Regions from separate parts of the Mus musculus genome. Here regions 2 and 3 are each linked to region 1. Evidence: chromatin loops called from intact Hi-C (ENCODE). Cell type or tissue: gastrocnemius. All regions are shown on one strand. Each heading gives the region's core, and the rest is flanking DNA. Links, peaks and the distances in the headings are about the cores only.

The links. Hi-C counts contacts between places; a loop is a spot of excess contacts. Peaks named below come from ENCODE experiments on the same cell type or tissue, not always from the same donor. Only the 100,000 strongest peaks of a DNase experiment are listed, where the experiment ranks them.
Region 2: a loop joins it to region 1, with 4 times the contacts of the local background. A loop is called at or near these places in 18 of 42 quality-filtered maps.
Region 3: a loop joins it to region 1, with 7 times the contacts of the local background. A loop is called at or near these places in 33 of 42 quality-filtered maps.

Annotation. Positions count from the first base shown.
Region 1 is chr2:31,779,940-31,790,026 of GRCm38, reverse strand. Abl1 (c-abl oncogene 1, non-receptor tyrosine kinase) reads right to left here. Exons shown (of 11, transcript NM_009594.4): 4 at 5,248-5,520. Among named protein-coding and RNA genes, the nearest start is that of Abl1, 25 kb to the right of the region's middle. In gastrocnemius, for the core only: CTCF peaks have their summits at 1,626 (motif pointing left), 2,807 (motif pointing left), 4,731 (motif pointing right) and 6,880 (motif pointing right); DNase peaks (open chromatin) are centred at 1,516, 2,791, 4,733 and 5,288; H3K27ac peaks cover 4,303 bases.
Region 2 is chr2:31,715,924-31,726,010 of GRCm38, reverse strand. It overlaps a transcript of Abl1 not described here. Among named protein-coding and RNA genes, the nearest start is that of Gm13427, 32 kb to the right of the region's middle. In gastrocnemius, for the core only: a CTCF peak has its summit at 5,018; no DNase peak of the experiment used is centred there.
Region 3 is chr2:31,678,877-31,688,963 of GRCm38, reverse strand. Exosc2 (exosome component 2) reads right to left here. Exons shown (of 9, transcript NM_144886.3): 8 at 8,985-9,113; 9 at 7,612-8,474. The coding sequence ends at 8,394. It overlaps Gm13427 (predicted gene 13427), which reads left to right and starts at 495. Exons shown (of 4, transcript NR_153862.1): 1 at 495-606; 2 at 1,033-1,206; 3 at 7,450-7,599. It also overlaps a transcript of Abl1 not described here. In gastrocnemius, for the core only: CTCF peaks have their summits at 5,071 (motif pointing left) and 7,716 (motif pointing right); a DNase peak (open chromatin) is centred at 5,082; H3K4me3 peaks cover 475 bases; H3K27ac peaks cover 298 bases.

The sequences.
Region 1 (10,087 bases), core at 1,063-9,062:
AATTGTGGGAGGCTGTGGAACCCTCAGGAGCTAGGGCTTGCTTGGGAGGAGTTCTCATTACAGGCAGGTCTCGAAAGGTCAGACCCAGTCTCTGGTTCTCTTCCTGGGCTACAATCATGGGAACAACTGTGTCACACACTCCTGCCACCAAAGAACAGCCGCTCTGCCATGCTTTCTGCAGTGGTGGACTGAAAGCTTTGACACCATGAGCCAAGTTGGATCTTTTCTCCCTTCAGATGTTCCTGTCAGGTATCCTGTCTGGCCCAGTGAGTCAATGGGCCATAGGTCAGAGTGGCCTGGTATTGCTGTGGACCTTCTGTGGGGTCTTAGAACTATTTTTACAAGTACTGTTTGCTTCCTGACCCAACACCCTTAACATTAAAAGAGGAAACAGTGTGAAGAATCTGAAATGCAGCTGGCTTGAGAGATCCACTTTCCAGAGTGCCTCACAGGTCAGATAGACCCTGAGCTACTTAGTTATGCACTGCCATGAGCACCTAATGAAGCAATCATCACTGACTAGGGGGTCAATCACCCAGATTCTAAATCAGTCTTACCAGCAGCTCTCTGAGCACGCAGAGAACCATCTGTGTAGGTCACACAACACAGGGCCAGAGATGGACCCTTTCCAGGCTGAGTCTGAAGGGCTGTGGTCTGTACTCCTCGGCCTCCTTAAACCTAAGCCACTGTTGCTTTGAATCAACTCCCACAAGCAGGAAGCAGCAACAGTGAGTGGCAGGGTCTCCCTAGCTGCAAGAACAAGGCTCTGGAGGCAAGGACAGTAGGCCACATGTGGTGTCTGCAGGGAGTCTGCCTGTGTGGTACGGAAGAGGTTTCATGAAAATCAGCTTCCCTGGGCAGAGAGCCTCATCAGACCTCATGCTAAGTGTGCTTTTGTTCTTGGTGCTTTTCCGCTTTGGTCAGCCACAATGAGAAGCAAATCACGACCAGAGCCAGCGTGATGACGTGTTATCACCAAACATGGGTTCTAAAAGACTATGGAGATGCTGTCTACTGTTCTTTAACAGCATGGGCTGCTCTCATGTACCACAGCATGCGGCTGCTGCTGCCCAGCTGTGCGGAGGACATTCATCCCATGCCGCCCACCACTGGCTGCTGGGCTCTTCAAGTCTCTTCTGTTCCTCAGCTTCCCAAAAGCGAGTCTGGCTCTAGTGTGCAGCACTCTGAAGTACCCGGTGACACACCATGGATACCTGCCAGAGCCAGGAGCCAATGCTGCACAATACAACTGGCTTTGACACAACTGCTCTCCAGTGATACTGTCTAACATCTAAACCTTTCTGTTCTATAGCAGTGCACCTCACAGGCTCATCATCAGAAATCTCAGCTGTTGTGGAGCCACGTACCCTGATCCAGAAGACCAATGATCTCAAGGCAGAATTATTTAAAAGCATCTTCTTGCTTTGACTGCAGATCCCCACCGCCTCTCACACATGTACTCACACCCTGTGCAATCATTCCTTCCTGTCTATCTGCATGTCTGTCTCCATCACACACACACACACACACACACACACACACACACACACACATCGCCTATGGGGCAATTGTGGGGTCTTTTTCCTTTCACAAAAAAGTGTGAGTTTGTCTCCCCCTGCTGGAATTAGACATGATTCAATTAATCATTTAAACTGTAACCTAATGTTTTTAAATATCGAAATTTAAAAGACAAACTAAAAGACCAGGGAGCTGGAGAGGTGGCTCAGCAGTTAAGAGCACTGACTGCTCCTCCAGAGGTTCTGAGTTCAATTCCCTGCAGCCACATGGTGGCTCACAGCCTTCTGTAATGGGATCTGATGGCCTCTTCTATCATGCAGGTAAGAGCACTCATAATATACAAACAAATCTTTAAAAAACAAAAACAGCCGGGCATGGTGGCGCACACCTTTAATCCCAGCACTCAGGAGGCAGAGGCAGGCAGATTTCTGAGTTTGAGGCCAGTCTGGTCTACAAAGTGAGTTCCAAGACAGCCAGGGCTATACAGAGAAACCCTGTCTCGAAAAAACAAAACAAAACAAAACAAAACACACAAAAAAACCCCAAACAAGCTCCTCGTTGTAATCTGTGAGGTCCTGAGGTCCCTCTGCTTATTTTTTAACTCATGGCGTCCTTCTGAAGACATTTTCCTTTTACACAGTCAAACAGAACTGTGAAGGCTCAGGTGGAAGAAACACTGGGAGGATTTTCCTTTCTCTCCTTAGTCCTCGTGCTTATGCTTGTCGGGAAAAGAAGGCTCAACCGCTCCCTTCACGGGGCCTGCATGGCTCCATCCTTGTGGGAGACAGCAGGAACTTTGAGTCAGTGCTATAGGGAGGCTAAGAGGATGGCTTGTCAGTTATGCTGACCTGGCTTTGCTGCTGTGTGAGACCCTGGCAACTTAATGACCTACAACCCTCACCCCACTCTTCTGTGAATCTTTCTTTTCTTCTGTCTTTCCTTTTATAGGCAAGGGCTCACGTGATGACCTCAAACTCCTGCTCCCCCTGCCTCCACCCTCCAAGAGATGAGATTCCAGCTGTAGACCATGCTAGTGATCAAATCCCAGGCTCTGTGCATACTAGACAAGTACTGTGAGCCAGGCCACATCCTCAGCCTCTAGACTTGTTTTCAGTGACTGGCCAGCAGGGATTGGGGACACACTCCAATTGCAGTGGCTGTTACCTCTGGCCGTAGGGATGGAACAAGCACATGGCTCTTTTGGAAGGTTTTCTAATGAATACTGTCTTCTCACGGGCACTGGGAAGCGAGTGCCTTACACAAGCAGGCCATGCGCCCCCTGCTGGCTAAGGATGGGAGGAAGCAATGCTCTGGGAGGTCGTTGAAGGCCAGCAGGACTCTCTTGAGAGGAGTTTCACAGCAAGGGGAGTCCACGAAGCAGTCTTTCTAAACCTGTGGGTTGCAATCCCTTTGGAGTCACATATCAAATATCCTGCATATCAGATATTTACACTTTATAACAATAGCGAAATTACAGCTTTGAAGTAGCAATGAAGTAACTGTATATGGGGTCACCACAGCGTGAGGAACTGTGTTGAGGACTGCAGCATTAGGAAGGCTGAGAACCACTGACACACAGGATGTGGAGGAAGGTTTTCCTAAGGGGCAGAACTGAGGCTTATGTTTATTTTCATGGGGTCTGAGAGGTAAGACTGTAAAGGAGGGAGATGGTGAAGAGCTGGGCTTGGGAGCTGGGTGCCTGGGTTTGAGTCCTGGTTCAGGGCTCCAGCACCCACAGCTTTAGTGCCGATGCCTTAGTGCTCGCGCGTCTCTCAGTACCACGAGTGAAGGAGCTGCTGTATCGACCTGTACATCGCACACTCAGAGCACTAGGCTACACTAACTCAGCAACTGACCATTTCTGTAAGTTGTGTGGTTCTCAACTCTGCCAAGGAGGTCAAGAGCCAAAATCCTTTACGCCTCTCACTGAGAAATGGATAGCAGACGGCAGAGCCTCACTCCTGCAGGGCTAGGCCGCGTGGGGGCAGTTTATTTAGCAAGCTGCATGTGTGTGTGTTGAGTTAACACACCTCCAGAGTGAGTGCCCTGCCCTGTTCTGGTCAGGTGCCATGCAGGATTACCTACGTACCCACCCAACAGACCCTAGTGCTCTTTACCAACCATGGTGCATACACTAAGGAGGTTCTCAGAAACTTGCTGAGGTCTTAAGAGAAAACACCAGAACAGATCCTCCTCTGGAGGACTTCCTGCTATGCACAGCTGCAGCACTGCCCGTCAATGGGGCCTTCCAGCTGTGTAACCCCCACCTTCTTTAATGTCCTGATTTTTACATATATTTGTTTGTGCTGTGTGAAGAGTGTGTGTCATGGCACACGTGTGGTGGGAATCAGATCTCTCTTACCATGTGGGTTAAGAGAGCCCTGGAGGTGTCAGGCTCAGACTTTACCTACTGAGTGGCCTTGCTGCCCTCTCTTGAAGGGTTTCAAACAATCCTCCCCTCCTTGCTGAATCTTAGACGCCCAATGCTTTCCAAAGTCTGGCTGTGTTTGTAAATCCCTGTCAGCAGCACCTCGCCCTCCAAGCACTGCGGCCTGGTGTACAGGGGATCAGCAGCACTTTAACCCTCTGCTCTGCTAAACTCATGGCACCCTGAGTGCCTACCTCTCAGTGGCTCCTCCTCCTCCTCCTCAGTTAGGGCTTCCTAGTGTCTCTCCTGACCTCTGCCCTTCCTCACAGCAGTGCTTCACACCGTTCTATCCAGTGCAGTCAACACTGGCTCCTCCCCGCACAGGAGAGCCTGGCACCACCCTGACCCCCTATGCTGCCATCATCAGGGATTTGTCCATGTCTGTCCAATGTGGGCACCCAGGACTGAGCCTGTTTGGCAAACACATGTGAAGAACTCATGACATTTTAAAAAGCTGAATTTGGAAAATGCCCAAGAGTCCCCCAGGCAATCCCCCCTCTGCCCCTCTCCTCCCCCTGCGCTGCTCTGCCACGGAGCCAAAGGAAGGAAAATGCTCAATATGATGACTGGAAGCTGCTTTTCATTCTGTAATGCAGCCTTGCTCTAAACAGTTATTATGGCAATTAAAAGTCCCAGCCTCTATTTTCCTGTCTCTTATTGGCAGAGCCGGGGCTGACAGATGTATTGGACGGCTGAGCTGAGACACAAGTACACAGTCAGTGGAGAGCAGGTTATCAGAGTCCATCCAAGACATGCGCAAGCAAGCAATATAGTGCAACACTAGGGGGCACTCTCATCACAGGAACAAGCTCGGATCATGTATCTTCAAGGAGGAACATGAACCACCTGCAAACACGACACGTGGGTCAACAGTGGAGAAGTGTGTGGCCCTGTGATTCAAGGAAGGCCACAGCCTAGTGACACGCAGGACTTGCTTCTGTTTGCATGTGAGAGAACCAAAGCACGCCAGGACGCCACACACCTGCCTTTCCTATCAGCCCACAGAAGTCCACATGGGACTCGGCTCAGGATTCTCCTCCAGTTCAGCCTCTGTGCCTCCTTCTCTCAGCTCCCACAGGGATGCAGCCTCCATGTCACCCAACAAGAACAGAAGGCAGGCTTTGAAAGAGCACAGCTACAGAACAAGTGTCCTCTAATAACTAGCCTTTCCCGATCCTCAGCACTGGGCAGTGCTCACCATCTGCAAAGCCACAGATGGAAGACACTCAGCCTCACACAGAGCCAATGCCGAGGAGGCCTGAGGCGCTGCCGAGCCACAGCAGACACACCCCCTTACCCACCTTCAAGGTCTTCACGGCCACAGTGAGGCTGTACTTCTTCCAAACGCCCTCGTACACCTCCCCGTACTGGCCTCCACCCAACTTGTGCTTCATGGTGATGTCGGTGCGCTCCATTTCCCACTTGTCGTAGTTGGGGGACACACCGTAGATAGTGGGCTTGTTGCGCTTGGGAGCTGGGTAGTGGAGTGTGGTGATGAGGCCATCAGCCACCGTGGAGTGATGGTGAACTAACTCAGCCAGAGTGTTGAAGCGGCTCTCGGAGGACACGTACAGCTGAGGAAGAAGAGGGAACAGTCCTTATTCACAGAGCTAAACCCTAGGGGGAAAGAAAGGCTTTACACACTGTTTAGAGTCTCCTGTAGCAGCTTCTTCTAGCAGGGGTAGAACTCAAAAGCCCCAGGGCATAGATAGTGCTAAACCCTACCCAGCATTCCCCTCCTTAATCTCCAATTTATTACTTTTAATTAATTTTTAAATGATTTTTGTTTTATGAGTATGGTAATCACATGCATGCATGTGCACCATGCGCATGCCTGGTGCTCTTGGAGGCCAGGATAAGTAACTAGAGTTACAGAGAGTGGTGTGAGCCATCATGTGGGTGCTGGGATTAGAACTGGGAGTCTCTGGAAGAGCAGTAGCCAGTGCTCTTAATCTTAACCCTGTAGAGACATCTTTCTAGTCCCTACCCTCCAATTAAATGTTTTCCCTCAGTGTCCAGTATGAGGCTACCACCAGGGTGGAGGACAGTGTGGCTCCATACCCAGCCACGTTTCGGTCAGCACCTTGCAGGCCAGGAGCCAGCATAGCCTTTTCCAACATGGGACACAGGAAGATGAGGTAGGAGTACTTTCAGGCTTCTCTGAGCTACAGCACTGGGGCAGCAGTGGCAGAAAGCACTCCATGGGAGTGCAGCCACCTTTGTTCCCTCCTGCTGCTGCTGCTGCTGCTGCTGCTGCTGCTGCTGCTGCTGCTGCTGCTGCTGCGCTATGGGAAAGAACTGCTCCATGCACATCTACACAGACAGCTGGGCTCTGGGCACAGCAAGCACTAAACCTGACTTGCCCCAGCAGCAAATTCACAGTGGGGGCTGTGGGGGTGCTGGACTCTGTGAGAGCTGATACTTGGTAAGACAGGGTCAGGCTGTGACTACAAAGGTGACATCTGGATAGCACAGAGGGAGGCAGGAGGAAGCCCAAGATATACATAGGCTGTATATTATGCTGGGCACCGCTGTCTGACGGCCGGTATGCATGGCCTCCAGGCAGCAGTGTGGTGTGCTGGGGAAGCTTTAAATGGTGTGGTCTCAGGAGCGGTTAAGGCCTTCCTGGGAGTCCAGAGTTCTCCTGCTCCAGAGTACAAGGGGGGGTTACAAAGGGGTCAGCCCGGCCCTTCTGTCCCTCTCCAATGAGAAGCCTGTTCCTGTCCTCATCAGCTGACTGACTACTACACTAATCCACTGCTCCTGGGCCAAGGACCTGTACCACGCTGCTTCAATTTTCAGTTTTCCCCACCAAGAGCTAAATAAAACTGTTTCTGTGAATTAGCTGCTTCGGGTTATTTCACTGTGGCAATCAAATACAGACACAATTATTTTCTATGGCTTACAAAGGAGATAACCACAAGGGGGTAGCAAGCTCCCTTCTCTGCTTGTCCAGAAGATATACACACATTTTTTTTAAACTCAGGCAAGCCAAATTTGAATCTATAATTCTACTAAAATAAAAGTCCAGGACAACCAAGCTTTGCCTAGACGTGTTCCTCACCCTTGTGTGACAACTGTGGTCTCTGTGTGAGAAGCTGCCTCTGAGCACAGAACCCTCCAGGCTGAAGAAGCCCCTCTCACCTCAGAGCACCTAGAGAGGCTGTATGAACCGTTCTGGAGCCACAGGAAGTTAGACTAGGACATGAGCTGGTGAAGGAAGGGGTGAGGTGGCCCCACCATAAACTTGAGACCCACACAATGTTGCCCACAGCCCTCCCCTCAATGCTGATCGCAGACACAGTGTACTCTGTACAGTTTCGGGGGACAGCTCCCCATCTCTGCCACTCCCCAGAGAGCTATAACTGAGCTCATTCTCCAACCTAAAATTTACATGGCATCATTCAATATTACAGCCGGCTGCCCTCAGGTACACTGTGGCTCCATCCCGGCCATGTTCCTAGAGTCACACGTCCACTCTGGCGGCTGCCTTCTGCCTGCTCTAGTTTTTTGAGCAGAACTTCAGTGATAATCAGGATGAGCAAGGGGATTTCACGGTGTGTTCAGAGAAGCAGGGGAAGCTAGTACCCTACGGGACTTGTTCTGTGCCATGCTTGCTCCACAAGCATACAGCATGGCCATCCAGGGCTCTGCCTCTTCCTGTTCATGAAGAAACCCCCATACCGACTCTCCTTGGTGCCAAGCCATGGGCACATGCCATCTGTGCTTAAGAACTGAACCCAGGTCTTCCGAGCTGTTCACAGACCCTCTCGGAACCCTTTTGTTCCCACCCTGTTGCAGCTCCTTCCTCAAGAATGGCGACAGCACCGTTCCCTCCCAGGGAAGGCAAAGCCCAGTTAACCTAGAGGCCCTGGGGCCAACTCTTCCTGCCTGGGCTCCATTCGGTTAATTCCAGCCTATTGCTTCTCACCATGAGAACAATGGACTCTGTGGAAACTTCAAGAAAAGGAAAGGCTTTGAGGCTCTTGGGAGCCGGGAATACACGGCTGTGGCTGCAGGAGTAGGAACGAAAGGCAAGAGAGGCAGAGTCACCCAGGAGGAAGCCCTGCCCAAACGGCCTCAGAAAAGCACAGAACACCTCAAGAGGGAAACGGGAGTCATGAGGACAGAACAGAGATCCCTTGGGCCTTCAGAAGGATCTTCTGTACCCACTTGTTGGTTGAGGATTGGCTGATTTTGAAATAAAATATAAGCATTATCAGTCCCAGTCTGTGCCTCCCACTGTTTTTAAATGTTCTCTTAAGTAATCAGAGGATTGCATCGAAGCAAAGCTATGTGGGGAGCATTCTTCAGCATTGAGCCCCACTATCCCACCCAGAGCTGTGGTACCTCCCAAATCCTGACGCATATCTCCCACTCTAGGGACACGATTCCACCCAATACAGCTTCCTTGTATATACTCTCTACAGATAGAAGCCTCATCAAGGGCTGAGAAGTCTCCAAAAGCTCTGAATGCTTCAACAGTTGATAGAACCTTGTCCAGGAAGGGGCAGAGAGCAAGCTGCTCGATGAGCTGCTGGCCATGGGAGAGGCCTCTCCACACTGAGACACATACCAGCCTTTAGACAGAGGGATCTCAACACTTCCCACTCTGAGCAGTACTTAGCCTAAGCACAAGCTACAGAGCTGCCTCTTATATCCACCTGGCTGCACTGTTCTGAGACTGGTGACTAAAGGATTCTGGGGACAAGACAGCAATGTTTGCTCAGTGTGGACCTCAGTGATTATCCTAAAACAGCCTGGCTGGCTATGTTAAAAAGAAAGCAGATGGGAGCAAGCTGTCCGCTCCAGGGGAAAAGGCACTTTGTAGCCTGAGGGCTCTTTCAAAGGGCCACCACCCCAGAGTCTACTCCCCAGCATAAACATCTAGCTTTACCCAACACAGCTGGGGCAGTGGCTCTAACTGCAAGTTGCGTGGCTAGACTGTCTGAATTAGGAAACACCTAGGGCACTTCCCTGATGAAGCGCAGCTTGGGTGCTTCTGTGATGGGTTCTCCAGCATGGACTGGGTGGGGAAGACCGTGCCCAGTAATGTGGGCAGCACGTCCCATGGGCTGATGTACTGGAGTGAGATAAAGAAAGCCAGTGTATTCCCTGTTTTCTGCTTCTTCATCCTCTGGGCTATGAGCAAGCAGCAGCATCTACCGAGAGGCCAGCCCCACCAGGACTAGCCAAATACACAAACCTTCCCTTCTGGAAGTTGCTTTTGGTGAGGCATCTGATCAGTGCTGAGAAAAGGAATTAAAATGTACCAGTAACAGACTGATTCTGCACTGAAACCACAGTGCTACACCACACTGTCCCAGAGACAGGCAGGAGGATGTGAATACTCAAGACGAAAGAAATCAGAGAGGCATATGGATGGGCATGGTGGCACATGACTTTAGTCCCTGTGCTCTGGAGGCAGGGGCAGGCCAGCTTGGTCCGAAGAGCAAGTTCAAGGAGGACTATATAGATGCTCATATGGTACAAATGAATGTGTGAGCCGCCAGGAAAATGCTGAAAAGATCACAAGGGTGCCAGCCTCCCAGACACAGACTGTAGGCAGGGCTGCAGCTAGTTATCCGAAGTCTCACCCTAGACTCAAACAAGCAGGAGACCCACAGGCTCCACACACCTGAAAGTGGGTACACAGACTTCTCTAAGCAGGAGAAAAGCAAATTTAATAAGTGGAGCAAGAATGACACACAGGCATGAATCCAGTAGCGTAACAAAGATGGTGTATGGTCTGGTGAGATGCTATAACCCTGTGAAGGTGGCTTTTAAAGGGCTTGTAACCTTTACTAAATTCAGCCATTATATTGTCCATGCTTACACCAGCACAGAGAAACAAATGTAACAGATCACAGACTTGTTTCGGTTTTGTTGCTATCTTTCCACTATGGCTCACTATGTCATGTGGGCTGTATTTCAAACTCAGCAATCTCCCTGCCTCACTGCTCCAAGAATTGGGCTTACAGGTATAAGCCACCACAGGACACTGACAGAGGCAGGTCCACATGTGCCACTGTGAAATCCTCCAAAACACCCTGTCACATGGGGAATGGACAGGTGCGTCAGTGTGCAGGGGTCACTTGTGTCTCTGCTTCATAAAATGATACATACGCTGGGTAAGTCTGA
Region 2 (10,087 bases), core at 747-8,746, 64 kb after region 1:
AAATTTCTGACACTCATGGAATGTCTGTAAATGAAACTATTTACATTCTTTTTTTTAAATTATTTTTATTATTATTTTTTTGGGGGGGGTTTCAAGACAGGGTTTCTCTGTATAGCCCTGGCTGTCCTGGAACTCACTCTGCAGACCAGGCTGGCCTCCAACTCAGAAATCCGCCTGCCTCTGCCTCCCAAGTGCTGGGATTAAAGGTGTGCGCCACCACGCCCGGCAACTATTTACATTCTTATTCATCCTGACTTTAGAGGAACTTCTAAAACATGAAATAATGTAGATTTTAAGTTAAAATGGCTCTGAAAAACAGACAAAACTTAGAGAACAGGAAAAAGTCAGAGTAAAAGTTGTAGGAGCCAGTTCTCTCCTTCCATCATGGGGTTTCCAGACTGAACTCAGGTCATCAGGCGTGGCAGCAAGTACCTTTACTCATTGAGCCATCTTGCCAGACTGAATTTTCTCTCTCTGCATATATTTTCTTAAAGCACATGTGCACGCACACACACACACGCACACGCACACGCACACGCACACGTTTAGTGGCATAAGTCTTTAATCTTACTATTTGGGAGGCAGATGCAGGAGAATCTCTGTAAATTCAAAGACACTACATAGTGAGTTTCAGAGCATGTAGGGCTACACAAGGACAAAAAAAACCTTATCTCAAAAAACACACACAGGCATGCAGGGTTCATTTTGAGTTCTCGCCTTAGAAGACACCCTTAAGGGGCTGGAGAGATGGCTCAGCAGATAAGGGCACTGGCTGCTCTTGCCGAGGACCTGTGTTGATCCCCAGCATCCACTCAGTGGTTCATAATTGTCTCTAACTCTAGTCTCAGCAGATCCAATACCCTCTTCTAGCCTTCTCAGGCACTGCATACACATGGTGTACATATATACATGCAGGGAAGACACTCATATACATAAACTAAAAATAATGACCTAAAAATAAAAAATATCCTTATAATTTTCAGTTTCAATAACTTAATGTTCTACCCAGAAGTCTATTCAAATGAAATGTGCTATTCTAGAACTCTGTATTTAAGGATATCTTTTGGTTCCCCTTATTGCTATTAAACACCTCGGTGTGAGTTGGAAAGGAAAGGAGTGGGCTGGAGAGATGGCTCAGCTGTTAAGAGCACTGACTGCTCTTCCAGAGGTCCTGAGTTCAATTCCCAGCAACCACAACTTATTACAGATGACCCACAACCCATCTGTAATAGGATCCAATGCCCTCTTCTGGTGTGTCTGAAGACAGCTATTGTGTGTACATATACATAAGATAAATAAACAAATAATTCTTAAAAAAAAAAAAAGAAAGAAAGAAAGGAAAAAAAAGAAAGGAAAGGAGGCTGCCCATAGGCAGTGTGAGCAGTATCCCACACAGCAGATAGCGCCCTCCGACCATTTGCTCCCTGGGATCCATATAAAGGAGGCAAAACAAACAAATGAAACCCCACACAACTAATTTACAAAGCATCAACCCTAAAGATAAGCTAGGGGTCACTTCTCACTTCAGTCTTCAACTCCACAGGAGAGCTAGACTACCTTTAATGGCTTGAATGTAATAGCAGGACAGTGGTGGCCCTCCCCAGACACCTTTAATCCCTGCACTTGGGAGGCAGAGGCAGGTGGATTTCTGAGTTCCAGAACAGTCTGTTCTACAGAGTGAGTTCCAGGACAACCAGGGCTACATAGAGAAACCCTGTCTAGAAAAAAACAATAAAGAAATAAAGAAAGAAAAATAAAGAAAGAAAGAAATGGTCTTGACAAGTCCAACCTCCCCCTCCTGACATCCTCAGGAAAGGTTCACCCTTCTCTGGAGTCCAGTCCAGCATCTCTCAGGAGTCATCTCCCATGGGTATATGTTTATATATACTCATATGTCCTAGGTATGATGCTTTAAAGTAGACCAGCAACTGATGAATCCATCATGCTAAAGGAAGGCTTGGGTTTAAGACTGGTGGACACACTTTACAGCCTGTGCTCTGTCATTATCAGTCAGGCCAATTAGGATTGGTCCTTGGTCATGAAATTCACTAGTGGTTATAGCCAGAAGTTTTCAAAATGAAGTAAAAGAGGAAATACCACTGCATATGTTAAGGATTAACTCACATGCTATCTTCAGGTGCACAGACACATGAAAACATCCACATGTAAATGTGTAGAAGCAGTCAGTCCTAAGGGACTACTCATTAAATCCCCACACAGGTCACACCTACAGTCCCTGCACCATGCTATCCTGTCCCTCCTCTTTCATCTCCTGCCCAGAGCCTCATTTCCAGACTAGAGAAGAAGAAGGCAGCAGAGATTTAGATGGCTGAGGAGGAATGCCTCAGGGAATTCTCTGGTCTTCAAATGTATCAAAATTGCACATTCTGAGAACACACTAAGAGAAAATGACTCAGCTGGCGATATAAAAGACATACTTCAGGCAGGAATTTGAATCATCCTTTCAGTTTTCATTATAGTAAGATGTTATTTATTTTCAAAGCTAGATATGGTAGCACACACCTTTTAATCCCAGCACTCAAAAGGCAGAGAAGTAGGCAGATCTGTGAGTCTGAGGCCAACCTGGTCTACATAATGAAATCCTGCCAAATATAAACAAACAATAACAACAACAAAACCCTCTTAAAACAAAACAAAAGCTATCATTTGACTCCAGTATGAATGGTGCATCTAAGTACAGTTGCAGGTTAATGAACACTAGGTAGGAGAGCCATCTCTAACTCCCCACTGAAATCCATTGCAGTCAGCCTGGTGGTAGATTAGAACTGCCCAAGAGTACCACGGGTCCTCCCTCCCTCCCTCCCTCCCTCCCTCCCTCAGAAGTCGGAAGCAGTTGAACAATGGAGAGCCCACACTGGGCAGGTCAGACCACAGACCACACACCCAATTCTATGTCCTATTTACATGGAAAAAAAGATTTAAATTAATCATCCCACACATGTTCATGTTCAAGATCTAACATTCAAGGGTTTTCTAACCAACCCTACTGTCACCAAAGTCAGTCTCCAGGAGAGAGCCACTCAGGCTGGCGTCACACTCATTTCCCTGTCTGAGTGCTGGCATGTTGTACACTACCACGCCTGGTTTACAGTATGAATTGTGCTTGTTTTTTGAGTGAGGTTCATTTATGTAGCCCTGGCTGTCTTGGAACTCTCCAGGCTAGTCTGGAACTCACAGAGATCCACCTGACTCTGCCACCTGAGTACTCGGATTAAAGGCATGAACCAGCATACCCAGTTTAGAGTATGATTTTTTTTTAAAAAAAACTCAAGATCATTCTCCACATAAGAGACTATACATACAGTATTTATGCTATGTTTCATTTGGGTACTCAAGGCATGGTACCCACAAATACACTACTGCCTCTGGAAGATGCTGTGATGAAGCCATTACTTTGTCCAGACATTTAAAAACATTGACACTTAACTCTGTATGTGTGTGTGTGTGTGTGTGTGCACATATATGTGTGCCACAGTACACATGGAGGTCAAATCTCTCTCTACCATGTGGGTTCTGGGATTCAAACATGAGAGCAACTGCCTTTTCCCACGGCTCCATCCCACGGTCCCTGAACTGTTCTTTTCACTTTTTCTCCATAAGTGTATAAGCTCCTTCCTCCATAAGGGGTTAGTGTAGGACAGGGCTCAACAGGCTTAGGCCCTTTACACTTTGGGACTGGAGACTGGTGTCTTGCCATTGTCTCCAGGCTCGCTGGATGGGTTTCTGAAGTGGAGTTGGTACCTCATCACCTACATATCAGCAGCTCTGAATCAGGAGCCAGTGGGGCAGCAGGGAGGCAGAGGTGAATGGAATTTTCATAGTACACAGTTCTATCATCATGAATAATGATTCTGAAGTGCAGCAGCTGCATTTCCAGGATCTCCTCCTTCCTCTCTGTTGATCACTGTTGCCATTAACTACCATTTAATCATCTTAAAAAGCTGCACACACATCTCCACTGTATCACTGCAACTGCAGATGGCTGTCCTTCACCTGGCAGCTGCGATCCCCTTAGGACAGTGGGGCTGTCTGGTGAACAAGAAGAGATTCTAACTTTTGTTTAAAACATCAACGCCTGCTACTTAAGTCCCAATTATGTTTTTCTGTTGGATAATTTTCTTCTTTCCTACTTATCATGGACCTTTTCTTTTAAAATTTCAAAGAGAAAATGTCAACTTTGCAAAACACAAGGGATCTGAAATGATTCTAAATAAGTTGGTGGCTCCTCCAGACCTCCTGGCCTGTGTCTCTGTCCAACACACACAGTAATTATCCAGTTACAGCATGACATGAAAGGACAAGCAGGATTCTGAGTCAAGATGGTGAACAGAGACAAGTGCTCATGGTGTTCAGCCTATGAGCCTTAAATTAAACAGGCAGGAAGTGGCCATCACTACCCAGAGATTCCAGCAAGCTGGGGTCTGAAAATGGAGAGATGAACACTGCTCATAGTTAGCACAATGGGATCCCAGGCAGCCATCTGGGAAAGGGTGGCAAGGGCATCAACTATGCAGATGAAGCTGGAGTGTGAGGATGACATGTGAGGTGCTGGGTGGCACCAGGGAACAGGAGTGAATCTGGGATCACAGATGTGTGTAGGTAACACATAACAGTCAAAACACACACCCGTTACCCAGGAGAACTAGTGTGTCCGCTGCTCTCCCTACACACCAGGTTCTGAAGAAACACCCACAGAATTTTCTTTATGGACGCATTCGTCTTCCTGGTAAGCCCAGACTTCTGAATGTAGACACTGGGAAGCTCTGAGCAGCTCAGCACCAGTTAGTTCATATGAGTGTGATAGCTGCCTAAAAGAACGAGTATGTCTATGTTCTGACAGCTCAGTATCTCACGGAGCCAAGAAAACAAAACAAACAAAAACCAAAATCTTGCACTTTAAATGTACAGAATACAAACTGCTCCTAATCAATTCTATTCCTAATACTCAATGCTAACATCTAATTTTGTTTTCTAAGAAAACGCCACCAGGTGGTGAATGGTTTTAGTGCATGCTCCACAGTTAAGTGGCTGTGTCACATTTGAAAGGGTGACAAGGCCTAGCACAATCTGAAGTCGCAGCTGGAGTGTAGCACAGCAGCATGCACCTGCCTAGCAAGTGGGAAGTCTAGAATATGATCCTAGCATGGTGCAGAAACAACACCTAGCCATGTCTTATTGAAAGCTTTGCAACAGGAAACCTCTTGTTTTTGAATGAGTGTAGGTGTAGGATTCAGGTCGTCGTGTGTGGTGGTAAGTGCCTCTACCAGCTGAGCCATCTCCACGCCCAGTGAGTCCTGCTTTAATAAGCAAACTCCAGTTAGAGAGATGACCTATCCCCATCTGGAAGAGCCATCCTGTGCCCCTCACTCCCGTGTTAGCTCGGGCTACACTGCCAGTGAACTGCCCAAGGGGTTGCAGCATGGAACTGTAGCAGAGGAAGAGTGGGCTTGATGTTTTAAGGTCTGGAACCATGGGCTTCTGCCCTTCTCTCCTATAAAATGCAAAAAATACAAAAAATTGACAGAGTTCCTCTGTGTACCTGGGATCTAGCTGTCCTGGAAATCTCTTTGTAGACCAGGCTAGCCTCAAACTCAGAGGTCCACCTGCCTCTTCCTCCTAGGTGCTGGGATTAAAGGGTATGCCACCACCACCTGGCACACATTATATATCATAATGATCTTCTAGGGTTAAAGAAATAAAGAATCACAACCGTTAGGAATGGAGCAGCAAAAGCTGCTAGTCCATCCTTGAGCTGAGAACCTGGAGCACCACCCTGCAGCTGCTAAGTGGATGCCTGTGTTATACACATCCACCTGAAGAGTACAGTTCACACCAGGCCACATCCACCCCAGGGTGCTCACACCCTACCACACCCACCCAGAGAAGCACAGCTCAGCCAGAACAGGGCTCATTCTGATGCGTTAAATATGCAAGGCTCAGAAGTCATTGTGCATGACTTTCCATTCTGGGAAAAGCAGAGCTACAGGAACAGATCAGTAGAGAAAGGGATGCCCACAGATGCCCATACAGGGAATTTTTAGGGTGACTGATAGGACTGTCCTGTGTCCAGAATGTATGGCAATTTCATGCTGTCTGTATCTGTCAACTACACAAAGCAGCACAGGGGGTGAGACTGGTGGCAGGGGGCTGTATATCAATAACCCTAGAACCTTGAAATGAAATGCAGTAAAGACAGGGACAGTTCAGCTTTCCAAACTCAATGCCCACTGTGCTTTCACAAGGCAAGGAAGTTACATTCTATAAAAGTTAAACAACAACTGACTGGGCGGCCCATGGAGCAACCTGCTCTAGTTAGCCTTTGGTCTTTATGAACTTTGTAATTCCCCATCATGTTACAGCTTGCTGATCTGGTCACACACTAAGCACTGTCTGTCTCTTTATATCTGTTGCTGAATTTCACTGAAAAAGACCCTGGCCTCTCCACTGTACATATTCCCATCTCAAAGAATTGTGCTGCACATACCGTATCCACACATCTATGTCCCCAGTCCTCTCTATATTGAGGAGGCTCCATGAGCACTGGCAACACCTTTCTAAGCCACTCCCATAAGGCCACTTCCCATCAACTGCTGTATGGGCAGGGCTGAGAGCGACAGAACTAGCGCCCCCGCCCCCTAGTACTTCAGTTGTTCAATGCCATTGTTGCACATGAGCTGCAATTGGGGTTCTAGTTTAATTCAAAAGGATTCTGAAGAGAAAGTCAGGTATCGCTTCCAACACAAGTATTTAATCCATGTTTTCAGAATGGATCCCTGAGCACAGGGACCCCTCAATCCACCACGACTGACCATCCTGGCCAGTACCAAACTTACTACTACTCCTCTAGCCAGATCCAAAACCCTTTTTGACCACTGTGACTTGGCTGATTTGAGGGTTCCCAGGGCATCTGGATGAGACTAGGGTAGGAGCTTAATGAGACTGAGAACACACAATTAGTTATCACTGCCTGTGGGTGTGGGGAGGGTCTCTCACCAAGCAAACTGTCCTAATAAGCTCTATGCTACTAACAGAGGCAGTCTGCTCCATGCTTTCCACGAAGTTGTTCATTTAGCAAAATACCCTTACTTCACAGGTTCTCCAACTTCAACAACCAGGTGACCCCTCCCCTCCCTGCCCACCAAAAATCAAAGGGAAAGGGGGAAGCTGGGAGTGGTGTGTGACATGGAGGACTGGGTTCAGTTCCCAGCTCCACATCGGGCACTTACAACTACCTGCAACTCCAGCTCCAGAGGATCTGATGCACTCCTCTGGCTTCCGTGGGCACTGCCCACACATGGTACACATACAGACAAGCAAGCACATACACATAAATAAAAATAAATAAAACTACAGCTTTGAGGAGGGGACCCTCTAAGCTCTCCTGCTTGCAGGAACCAGGCAGTTTTTATTGAGGGGTGTCCAGGGTACACTCTCCCATGTTAAGAGACATGCTTGGGAAAAGAACAGAGCTGGCTGTGAGGGAGAAAAATCTAGTGAAGAAGATCTTTATGAGTGGTCAGGATACAGGTAGCATAGTGGTAACACACTTTTAATTTGCATGTACAGCCGTGGTTCCATCCCCAGTATTACCAGAAAAATGTCATGATCCATGTGACACTTTTTCCAAAAATCCGATGCTGACTTTTGATGGGCAGGGAGGGGAGGGGTCACCTGGTTGTTGGAGCTGGAGAAACTGTGAAGTAAGGGTATTTTGCTAAATGAACAACTTCGTGGAAAGCATGGAGCAGACTGCCTCTGTTAGTAGCATAGAGCTTATTAGGACAGTTTGCTTGGTGAGAGACCCTCCCCACACCCACAGGCAGTGATAACTAATTGTGTATTCTCAGTTGGAGAACCTGTGAAGTAAGGGTATTTTGCTAAATGAACAACTTCATGGAAAAAGGAAGAGGACAGGGAAGACAGAATGATGTGGCTGGTATGTGTTCATAATTCCAACACTGGGAGTTTGAGGCAGGAGGATCACTTGAACCCAAAACTACTTTAGGGGCAGCCTGAGCTTCCATGCAAGCTCCCGTTCTCATATCCCCCTGATATTATCAACCAGTAAATAAAATTATCATGAATTTTTATTTGTTTGTTTGTTTTTCGAGACAGGGTCTGTCTGTGTAGCTCTGGCTGTCCTGGAACTCACTCTGTAGACCAGGCTATCCTGGAACTCAGAAATCCACCTGCCTCTGCCTCCCAAGTGCTGGGATTAAAGGCATGTGGGGAGAGCCACCACTGTCCGGCTATTATGGATATTTTTAAGCTTTTAAGTTTAATTGTCTTCCCCCCCCCCTTTCTTTAAAGATGGGATCTTGCCATCTACTAGTTAATTCAGCCAAATCATTTGTTCTAGACAGATCTCCTTAGTATACATTTTTAAAAATTTTATATGAGGACAGTTTAGCTGTCAGACACACCAGAAGAGGACATTTGATTCCAGATGGTTGTGAGCCACCATGTGGGTTGCTGGGAATTGAACTCAGGACCTCTGGAAGGGCAGTCGGTGCTTTTAACCACTGGGTCATCTCTCCAGCCCCTTAGTATGCATTTTGATGACTGAATTTCATGTTAGAAAGTGTGTTTTAATATTTTCTTCTATATAAAAACTATCTCTGCTCCAAAGCAGTGGCAAATTTGTTTTGTTTTGTTTTTCGAGACAGGGTTTCTCTGTGTAGCCCTGTCTGTGCTGGAACTTGCTCTGTAGACCAGGCTGTCCTCAAACTCAGAGATCAACTGCCTCTGCCTTCTGGTGCTGGGATTTAAGCTGTGCATCACTACTCCCTGGCCAAAGAAGGTGGTAACTTCTGCTCAAAGGCCATGCTCAGTTTGAAAAAGTGAACACACATACGTGCACATGTTACTGGGTTTTGGAGAGCTGAACTGTGGCTGGTCTGAGGACGGATACAATCTGCAGCTCTTCCAGAATTAAAAGCCTAGAGCTGCTGGGCAGTGGTGGCGCATGCCTTTAATCCCAGCACTTGGGAGGCAGAGGCAGGAGGATTTCTGAGTTCAAGGACAACCTGGTCTACAAAGTGAGTTCCAGCAGGACTGGTGTGACTTCTGGTCTGGGACAGAACAGAAGGCAGACACAAGGTTATGCTACCAGGAAAAGGACGGCTACAGCAAACAGGATTGCCAGGGCTGCAGAGGGGCTGGAACTCCACTCATACCTAAGATCAGCACTGACTAAGGGAGAGACCTGGAGAAAAGGATGTTGATAAAGTTACAGAGACCAGGTGGCTGCAGAGGAAAAGTGAGCTGACCCAGAGGGCAGCAGGGGAGCAGCCATGATGACACCCTGCCGGCAGCCACAGATGTAGGGTTTCTTCTATAGGGCTCACTTGCACACAGGCATGGGCATGAAGGCTAGAGGCGGAGGCTGCAGCACTGGCTATCACCTTTTTCTAGATCCTAAGCCATCAAAGGCACACTAGCACCACAATGTGCTGAGCAGATGTAGTGGAAACTCTCAACTGGGAAAGGAAAGCCTGGGACCCTGCACTGCTGCACTTCACTCCACAGGGCACACTCTCCTCCGAGGGGTAACACCTGGATGTCCACCTCTGTGGCCCCCTGATGCCTGCCATAGCTATCCTGGCCAAAGACACTGCACACTTGGCATTCTTCTCTCTGAATCTATCTGTGAGTGTCCTTCTCTACCAAGGCCCACAGTGGGCGCTTCCCATGCTGTCCTTGTGTAGGCTGATGCTGTTCAGCATAGCTGTGAACTGCTGTAGAGAGGGGTAACAAGTGTTCATGGTATGTGTCGGGAATGCAATGGTCACATTCTTGCCTATGCACCAACGCACACCACTTCCCAGGCCCTCACAAGCTCAAACTTCCAGATGCCTGGGAAACTGGTCGTGGGCGGCAGCGGCTTGCACCCACTGTCTCCACCCCACAAACTCAATCTGGTGGATCTGTTGTCGCCTCACAACTGTTTCTTTACCCAGTTCTGATGACAGCAGTTCCTCTAACAAGCTGCACAGGCACTTAGCAATCAGGACAACTAAGGTTGAGGTTGAGAAACCTGGTAGACTATGAGAACCCACCAGAATAT
Region 3 (10,087 bases), core at 963-8,962, 100 kb after region 1:
TCCCAGGCAGGGCGCGGGAGGCTTATTCGGGGGCGACGCTCCTCCTCAGGAAACAGGGTGTTCCAGGTAAGGAGAAACAGAGACCACTCTGGGTGTCCCAGAGCCAGAGCAGGACTAGGAGGGACGAAGGATTCCCGCGGTCCGGAACCTGGAGGCAGCCACAGGGGAGGAGGCCCGGCGCCTCAGCTGCCCCGAGCCCAAGGGTCTCTACCCGAGACACCCCTCCCCCGGCACCGGCCCCTGCCACCGCCGCCGAGCAGTCACATGCCCGGCTCAGTCCAGGAACCCGGCTTCTCCAGCCAGTGAGGGTGTGTGCCGCGTTAGGAGTCCTCAGCCGCAGGACCCGGCACCCGGTTCCAGCTCCGACGCCTCTCAGGGAGAGACACCGACCCCCGAGGCCGCCATAATGGATTACGAGCCGCGCCACAACGAGGCCAGGCCCCGCCCCCGATCCCGCCCCCAGCGACGCCGGAATTCCCCGAGCGAGGTCCGATAGACCACAGGCGCCGGTCTCCCACACGCCGCCGCACCTTCGGGTTCCAGCCTCACTGCCTGCGACAACCCGGCTCCGCACGACCTTTTAAAGGTAGCTTTTCTGAGCTCAAGGTGAGAGATGAGGAAGCGCCCGCCCCTTCTTCTTTGTCATTGGTCTTCGATAACCAGTGATAACCCTCACCACCATCCAGTTAGCCAGTGAGCGCGAGAGCCGACAGTTAGCAGCGATCGGTGGTGCCACGAGGAATGCTGGGACTTGTAGTCCCGGCGCCCATAGGCTGCTCGCAGAGGCCCAAGCCTCCAGCTCCCATAGCTACAGAGAACTGGCCCCGCCTGCTGGGAGACGGTGGACTCTGGTCAGCCGAAGTCTTCACTGCTCTAGTAGCTAGACCGCAGGAGATTCAGAGACAGGGGAAAACTACGGATTGGAGTTTTCCAGAACCGGAGTTGGATTACTTCTTTGAGTTTCGTTAGGGGAGAAACTTTGGCTCGATCCTAGAAATCAAGATGACCGGTGCGTTATCTCCTCTTCACTAGGGAAAGCCCCAAATATGGGAACCTGGAAAGAAGTATTGAGAGAGTGATCCTTTGGGATAGGAGGTTGAAGAAACAGCATTTGTTCAGTGTGCCAGGCGAGATCGTGCATTCGTGTATGATTGTTTTATTATGAATCCTTTCACAGGTGAGACACGTGTCCTCCTAAAACTCAAGGTAAGTCGAAATTTGTCCAGGTTATCAGACCTCAAAAGTCTGAGAAACTACCCCACACCTGGAGAGTTCATCCTCTGGTCCCCTAGTTATCATTGTCCCTATTACTGGGACCGACCCATTTCTAAAGGGGCTCACTCATCACAGCACTCACACTATCCCTACTTTTACATTAAATGCTTTACCACATGCAATGCTGTTCCCACAACACAGATGGAGAAGCATTCATCGCTGTGGTTGAAGTGTCCTTTAAAAGTCACTACTTCTTGCTCTAAAGCATGGCTTTTCTACCGAAGCACTCAGTACCAAATAACTGTTCAACAAAGAAAATGGCATTTTGATTAGTAAAGAACAGTCATGTGGCTGAGTGATAGTGACCCACGCCTTTAATGCCAGCACTCGGGAGGCAGAGGCAGACGGATCTCCGTGAGTTCGATGCCAGCCTGGTCTATAGAGCAAGTTGCAGGACAGCCCGGACTACACTGTTATCAAAACAAAACAAAACAACAGAAACAAAAGTCACTTGAAATACTGTGAAGCAAATGAAAATTTGTGCCCAGATTTAGAACTGGAGTTTATAAATTCACTCACAGAATAATATGATTGTCACATTATTTGAATTGCAGTTTGGCTGTCCAGGTTTCTCTTAAATTGTACGGCCAGTCTTCAAATAGGTGTCCTGGCTTCTCTGATTATCTATCTATGCTCACCCTGATGACTGTAATTTTTCTTTTTTTTTTTCTTTTTTTAAAATATTTATTTATTTATTATATGTAAGTATACTGTAGTGTGTCTTCAGACACTCCAGAAGAGAGCATCAGATTTCGTTACAGATGGTTGTGAGCCACCATGTGGTTGCTGGGATTTGAACTCAGGACCTTTGGAAGAGCAGGCAGTGCTCTTAACCACTGAGCGATCTCACCAGCCCCCTATTTATTATGTGTATGTAAGTACACTGTAGCTGTCTTCAGACACACCAGTAGAGGGTGCCAGATGACATTACAGATGGTTGTAAGTCACCATGTGGTTGCTGGGATTTGAACTCAGGACCTTCATAAGAACAGTCAGTGCTCTTAACCGCTGAGCCATCTCTCCAGCCCCAATTTCTTTCTTTTGAATAGTCTATTTTTTAATTCCTGTCCCTGCTTTAACCATTTCCTTTCCCTACCCACATTTTTCATTCTCTGGTTGAACTTTAAATAAACAAGCAAATTGCAACTTTTAAAAAGATATTTTATTTATAAACATGTATGTGTACTTGACTGACTTTATGTGCACCACTATCATGTCTGTTGCTAACAGACTCTAAAGGGCATCAGAACCCCTGGATGAGACATAGTTATGAGCTGGACACCAAACCCAGATCATCCGCAAAAGCAGTAAGTGCTCCTGATTGAACCACCCTTCAGCACCTGGAACTGCAACTCTTCAATAACTATTTCTTGAACTAACATTACTCAGTTTGGGCTTTTGAGAGGATTTCCAGCCCAGGCTGCCCTTAATCTCTGAGAGTGCCCTTGCACTTCTGATCTCTCTGCAACCAGCTCACAAGGGCCGGGGTTACAGGTATGTTCTACCAAGCCTGGTGTAAGCCGTGCTAGGGATGGAACCTAGAGCCTCAAGAATGCCAGGCAAGTGCCCTACCAAAGTGGCTACACCACCATTCCTGGTAATGGGCACCCATTTCCTAAGCACCCGTTCCTGCTGCTGCTGCTGGCCTACAGCACTGAATAGTGCTTCTTACCCTGCGGGAATACAAAGGCAGAAGCAGGCAGTCGGTTGGCAAAAGAAGCAGTGATCCAAAGATCAGTTTGGGAGCTGCAGAGATGCTCAGCTGCTATAATGCACTGGCTGCTCCTCCAGATGACCCAGGTTTTAATTCCCAGCACCCACATGGTAACTTACAACCACATGTAACTCCAAGAGATCTGATGCCCTGCTGGCCTTGGAGGGGACCTGGCACACCATGTGGTACAGAGACATACAAGCAGACAAAATACCCATACACCCTTAGAAGACAATCAGTCTCAGTGCAGCAAACTACACTCCTGGGTCAGCAGGAGTTTCAGCTGTTCCACCCTGGGCTCACACCTGGCTTTGGCACCCTCTTAAAGCTGCATCCCGTCCTTCATTCAATTGCCTGGGACTCGTGTCAGTTTCTCCTCTAAATTGGCTTCCTCACCTAAAAGCAAGGGACATTGTTGCTTACTGTCCGGTATTCTTGAGATGAATTTGCCCTTGGTTTCCCAGCCTCAGGCGTGCCTCTCCCCTCACTGCAGGGCTGTGCAGAAGAACCCTTCTCCCATACCATCAGCGTTCAACCCCACTTTTCTTTCAGATAAGCTCCAAGCCCCACTTGTAATTTTCCTCCAAGAGAAGTACTTTTTTTTTTTTTTTTTTTTTTTTTTTTTTTTTTTTTTTTTTTTGGATTTGCTCTTTTTTGAGACAGGGTTTCTCTGTGTAGCTCTGGCTGTCCTGGAACTCATTCTGTAGACCAGGCTGGCCTCCAAATCAGAGATGTGCCTGCCTGCCGCTCTGGTGATGGGATCAAAGGTGTGCACTACTACCATCCAGCTTATCTGTTCCTCCTAAAGACTTATTTTTGACTGACTTGAGAGGCTTTCGGTGTGGACAGTCTACATCTCCTGGAAATCTGTCCCTGGGGTTTTTCTTTGGTCTCCTTCATTGTCTTGCCCAAAAGTTTAGCATATTCTGCAGCTAGACTCCTCCTCGTGTGTCTTAGTACTGTTTGTTTCTTCAGGCCAGCGCGTGGATGCTTATGCTGCAGGATAGTGAAGAACTGGCACTGAAGCTTGGCCTTCTGGTCCCGAGCTTCCTTCCTTCTTCATGGGTTTCTTTCTCTTTTTTTAAAGATTTATTATTTTACATATATATGTAAATACACTGTAGCTGTCTTCAGACACACCAAAAGAGGGTGTCAGATCTCTTTACAGATGGTTGTGAGCCACCAGGGCAAGCTGGAGAGGGCAAGTGCAAGTCTGTGTGGATGCCAATCTGAGTGTTTCAACTGGTTTCTGTAAGAAAAAGGGCATGAAAGAGACCCACGACTGACACATCCTGCTGCACCTTGGCTGGTGGGTCCAAAAGAGCTGTCAGAATCTGAAAGCTTTAGTCTCGAAAGAAGGTGGTTCCCACCACATTAGAAACCCATGGGCTGGAGAGATGGCTCAGTGGTTAAGAGCACTGCCTGACCTTCCGAAGTTCCTGAGTTCAAATCCCAGCAATCACATTGTGGCTCACAGCCATCTATTATGGGATCTGATGCCCTCTTCTGGTGTGTCTGAAAAGAGCTACACTATACCACATATAAGTCTTTAAAAAAAAATAAAATTATAAAATAAAAAAAAAAGGTATGAAGCTTGTGTTCACCATCCACTTCACTGAGTTTCTGATGACTGCTGGCTGGGAAGGATATATTCAGCCATCTTGACCAAGCTGACTGCCTAGGAGGCACCGTGACAAATAAGATACACTACTTTTTAACACTGGAAAACCTTTAAGGGTTCAAACTGCAGAATGCAGAGCGCAGCAGGTATCTGACAGGTTTTAGTTGGTTGGCTTAGTTTGGGTTTTTTGGGACAAGGTTTCTCTGGGTAACAACCCTGGCTGTCCTGGAACTCATCTTATAGACCAGGCTGTCCTGTGACTCATAAAAGGTCTGTCAGTCTCTGCCTCCCAGCAGTTCACCTCGGCTTTAAAGCAATGTTTGATGCATCTTGTACAGCTCATATAACTTTCATTAAAAGTTGTTCAATTCAATCTAATTTTATCCTTACTTTCATAAAGCAAAGCTCAGTAACAAAATTTCAGGTTTTTCTTACACCAACTGTAGTTAAGCTTGCCAGCAGTGCCCTCTGCTGGGCTATGAAAGCACATATCCAGTGAAGATGCTTTTGGGTTTCAGTGTCTTGCCAACAGCTTGGGAGAAACAGGTAAGGACAAAGAGACAGGCTCCCATTCCCAGCCCCGTAAGAGGTGGACAACTGCTGGGCAGTGGTGGCACATGTCTTTAATCCCAGCACTTGGGAGGCAGAGGCCAGGTGGATTTCTGAGTTTGAGGCCAGCCTAGTCTAAAAAGTGCCAGGACAGCCAGGGCTACACAAAGAAACCTTTCTCAAAAAAAAAAAAAAAAAAAAAGAGGTGGACAACCTGGAAACTTCTGAAATTTGAGAAAGGCAAACCCACCTGAAGTTGCAGACTCAGGGAATTCAGTTATCTGTGGATCCCTCAAACATGGGTTAAATTAAAAGTTGTCATCTATAACACTGTCTCAGAAACACACATATGCAAAGTTGTCTAGCGATGGTGCTATGATGATTAATCTTGATTGTAAATGTGATAGGATTTGAATCACCATGGAAACGGACCTCCAGACTGCTGTACTGTCAGCTTCTAGACTGGGGTGAGGTGGGAAGCAGCATCATCATTTCACTGGCTAGAGCTTGGGCTGGGTACAGAAGAGAAAGGCAAGCACAGGCATTCACCTGTTCCTGCTGTGGATACGATGTGACTTCACATGACAACTGCTATGTTAGATGAGTTAGCTCCTGTCACCAGGACAGACTGGGCAGCCCTAACTAGAGTGGGTAGATTATTGAAAATTGTAAAAACAAGCCAGGCAGTGGTGGCGCACGCTTTTAATCCCTGCACTTGGGAGGCAGAGGCAGGCAGATTTCTGAGTTCGAGGCCAGCCTGGTCTACAGAGTGAGTCCCAGGACAGCCAGGGCTACACGGAGAAACCCTGTGTGAAAAAACAAAACAAAACAAAACAAACAAAATATATATATATATATATAAAACAAAAAACAAAACAAACAAAAGCTAGGCACATCTTAATCCCAGCACCTAGAAGAGGAAGGTGAAAGGTGGTGAGTCTCTTGTGAGCTTGAGGCTAGCTTGGTTAGCATAGTGAGTTCCAGGACAGCCAGGGCTACATAGAAATAGCCTGTCTCCAAAAAAGAAATAAAAAACTAAAGATAGAAAGAAAGGAAGTTGGAAGGGGGACTTGTTGGAGGTCCAGGAAGAGTTGGGCCTGGAAAACTGGGGGGATGGACATGATCAAAATATACAGTACACATTTATGAAATTATTTTTTGTTGTTTGGGGCCTTTATTTATTTTGGGTTGATTGTTGTTTTTTGTTGGTTTTTTTTTTTTTGAAACAGGGTTTTTCTGTGTAGCCCTGGCTGTCTTGTAACCTGCTCTGTAGACCAGGCTGGCCTCAAACTCAGAGATCTGCCTGCCTCTGCCTCCAGAGTACTGAGATTAAAGGTGTACCACCACTCTCCAGCTGTTTTGGTTTTTTGAGACAGTCTCTATATAACCTTGGCTATGTAAACCAGGCTGGACTTAAACTCAAGAGATCCACCATACCCAGCATCCAAACAAATTTTTAGAATGTTAATTAACTGGGCCATTGCTCAGTGATGCCCTTGCCTAGTAGTATAAACAAGGCGCTAGGTTTCATCCCTAGCCTCAGTAAAAATGTTTTGAGCCAGTTTAATGGCTCATGGGTTAGAGTGATTACTGTCACGCCTGATGCCCCTGGGACCCACATGGCAGGCAAGAACGGATTCATCCAAGTTGTCCTGACTTCCATACACATGCACTCACACCAATGCACATAAATAAACATGAAAGAAAAACAATGTTAACTGAAGAAGTGTAACTCAGGGCACCATTATGGGTAATGTTTAGTGAGCCACTCTCTGTAGCCCAGCTTGGCCTCATCCCCTGCTTCTGTCCCCATATGGAATCACAGGCCGTGCTACCTACCATGCTGGCGAGGCCATTTTAAACTGTCAGAAGGAAAGCAAGCATGGAAACCTGCACTCTATGCCAAGGACTTGTATCCTGTCCCCTTTGAATCACTATTGAAAAGTTAATACATCACCATTTCAATTACACAGAACTTGGCTTTTCCCAACTCGTTTTTCTGTTTTCTCTCTCTCTTTTTTTTTTTCCTTCCTTTTTTTTCTTTTGTTTTTTTTCTCGAGACAAGGGTTTCTCTGTATAGTCCTGGCTGTCCTGGAACTCACTTTGTAGACCAGGTTGGCCTCGAACTCAGAAATCCGCCTGCCTCTGCCTCCCCAGTGCTGGCATGTGCCACCACGCCTGGCTCGTTTTTTTCTGTTTTCTTATCAGAGCATCAGAAACCACTATTTGCCCAGAATATTTATTCTCCGTCATCACCAGTGGCTCAGCTTTTTACAAACCACTCTCACAGGCGGGAAAAACACAAAAGGCCAGCCAGTTCCTGCTGGTGGACATGCTGAAGGAGGACCTGAGATGCTAAAGAAACAGCTCACACACAAGGGGAAGGAAGCCCAGGTAGAGGGTATGGATCCCTCGAACCTGTCAGCAGACGGAACACGCGGTGAGACTCCAACAAAGGCTGCTACCTCCCTTTATTCTCTTTTTTTTTTTTTTTTTTTTAAAGATTTATTTATTATATGTAAGTACACTGAAGCTGTCTTCAGACACTCCAGAAGAGGGCGCCAGATCTCGTAACGGATGGTTGTGAGCCACCATGTGGTTGCTGGGATTTGAACTCCTGACCTTCGGAAGAGCAGTCGGGTGCTCTTACCCACTGAGCCATCTCACCAGCCCTCCCTTTATTCTCATATCCACTTGACTCTGGCCTGACTCCACCACCTTCTCTCCAACCACACACTTGTGCATTAAAGGAGACAGAGCGGAAGTGGAAAGAGACCATTCTCGATGGCACTGCCATGTCTTTGTCTTTGGTTTTCTTTTTTCTGGGGTTAGGGTAAGGCTGGAAATGGAACTTGGGAACTTGCACATTTTAGGAAGTGGTCCACTCCTGAGATACATCCCCAGGTCACCATGTTTTCTACCAGGACAGTTTCATGGGGCATTACATTGTGTGGGGTGATTGGAAGTCATAAATTCTCCAAGTTATTCCAAGGTAAGTCAGCATCAGGCCGGGACACTGTGCTCTGAAAGACCTAAAACTACTGGGACCCAAGAGCCCAACCCACCATTACCTCCCCCTAGTTTTCTCTCAGAACAGAAAGACAGGCCTGGCTCTGCAGCCCCACTGCAGGTGAGGAATGTGTTTGTCAGATGCTCCTTGGGGACCACATGGCAGAGTTTTCACTCCCAAAACTGGCCCAGGGGGTGCCCAGTCCCATCCTTCAGCTCTCGGCCTCATCCCTCCTGGTCCAAAAGCCTCTGGCGTGTTTCCAGCATGATCTCCTCCATTACTTCCGGTTTTAAGATATCCTTGATCTGAAGAAAATAGGAAACGGTATTCGTTCATTCAGAAATACCCATCAAGTCAGCTAGAACGAGGGAATGAAGCCTGGCTAGTATACGCCTTCTGCATTATGCAATCCGACCAAGCAAGCACACAAGCCCAGCTCCAGAAAGCCAGACAGCAAGGTGCTCTCAGAGAGCTGACATCAGAGCTCTTCTGTCAGTCACCAGATGATGTTAACGTTAAAAAAAAAAAAAAAAAAAAAAAAAAAAAAGTCAAGTAAAAGATGTCTGAATTTTGGGACAGGCATGATAACTGTAGAAAGCTATTATGATAAAAAATCCTGTCTGGCATCTCCATCCTAAATCAGATTCCTAGCATGGGGCTAGACATTGAGAAGACTGGAAATATCCCAGGAATATGAATATGGCAGGGACTCATTAAGGTTGCCTCCAGGCCAGTTCCTGCCTGGGTTATGGGAAACAAAGTGGAACACTGAAGAAACACAGGAGCAGCTCACACGCAGGGAGGAGTCTGGGTACCTGATGCGCAAGGGAGGCCTCATAGCAGTACAGGATGCTGGTGTCGAACAGCATCATTCTCTGAGTTACCAGCAAGACTACACAGTTCCGAAGCCGGGAGATCACCTCTCGATCACTAAGAGCTACGGGCTACACAAGGACACAAAGAGGAAGGGAAAAAAAATACAAACAGGATCAGATAAGCAAACAGCCACAGAAGCCACAGAAGAGAGAAATCACATTTCCACCATGGAACCTCATGTCCCCCAAACAACAAACCGTGGAATTGTTCACTTTTTAAATGTGTACACGTACAACTTCATGTATGCATATGCTCCTAAGTTCAAATGCACGTGGAGGTCAGGGGCCAACCTTGAGCATCATCCTAAGAACGCCATCCACCTCCTTTGTCTTATCGGCAAGTCCCAGGGGTGGTCCTACCTCCACCTCCCCAGTGCTGGGATTTCATGTACACCTCCAAACCTGACATTGTCACCCACTTCCTCATGCTCACAATGGAAGTGCTTTACCAACTGAGCCATCTCCGCGCTCCCTGTTACCTCTGCAGTGGCTGTTTGGCTGTTACCCTGCAACTTTGCGATGTTCACCAGCAAAGCTCAAGTTCAAAGCCACCGAGTCTGTCTCTTCAGAGAAGAGGAGACCCTTTTTTTTTTTTTTTTAAATTTATTTATTTTTCCGGGTGGTGGTGGTGCACGCCTTTAATCCCAGCACTTGGGAGGCAGAGGCAGGTGGATTTCTGAGTTCGAGGTCAGCCTGGACTACAGAGTGAGTTCCAGGACAGCCAGAGCTACACAGAGAAACCCTGTCTGGAAAAAAACCAAAAAAACCAAAAAAATAAAAAACAAAAAACAAACCCCACAAAACAAAATAAAAAAGATTTATTTTAGTCACATGATACACTGTTGCTGTCTTCAGACACACCAGAAGAGGGCATCAGATCCTATGACAGATGGCTGTGAGCCACCATGTGGTTGCTGGAAATTGAACTCAGGACCTCTGGAAGAGCAGTCTCTTAACCACTGAGCCATTTTTCCAGCCCAGAAGAGGAGACTCTTAAGTGCTCATGAATAACTAGCTCAGACCTGTTCAAAGCACAGCCATTT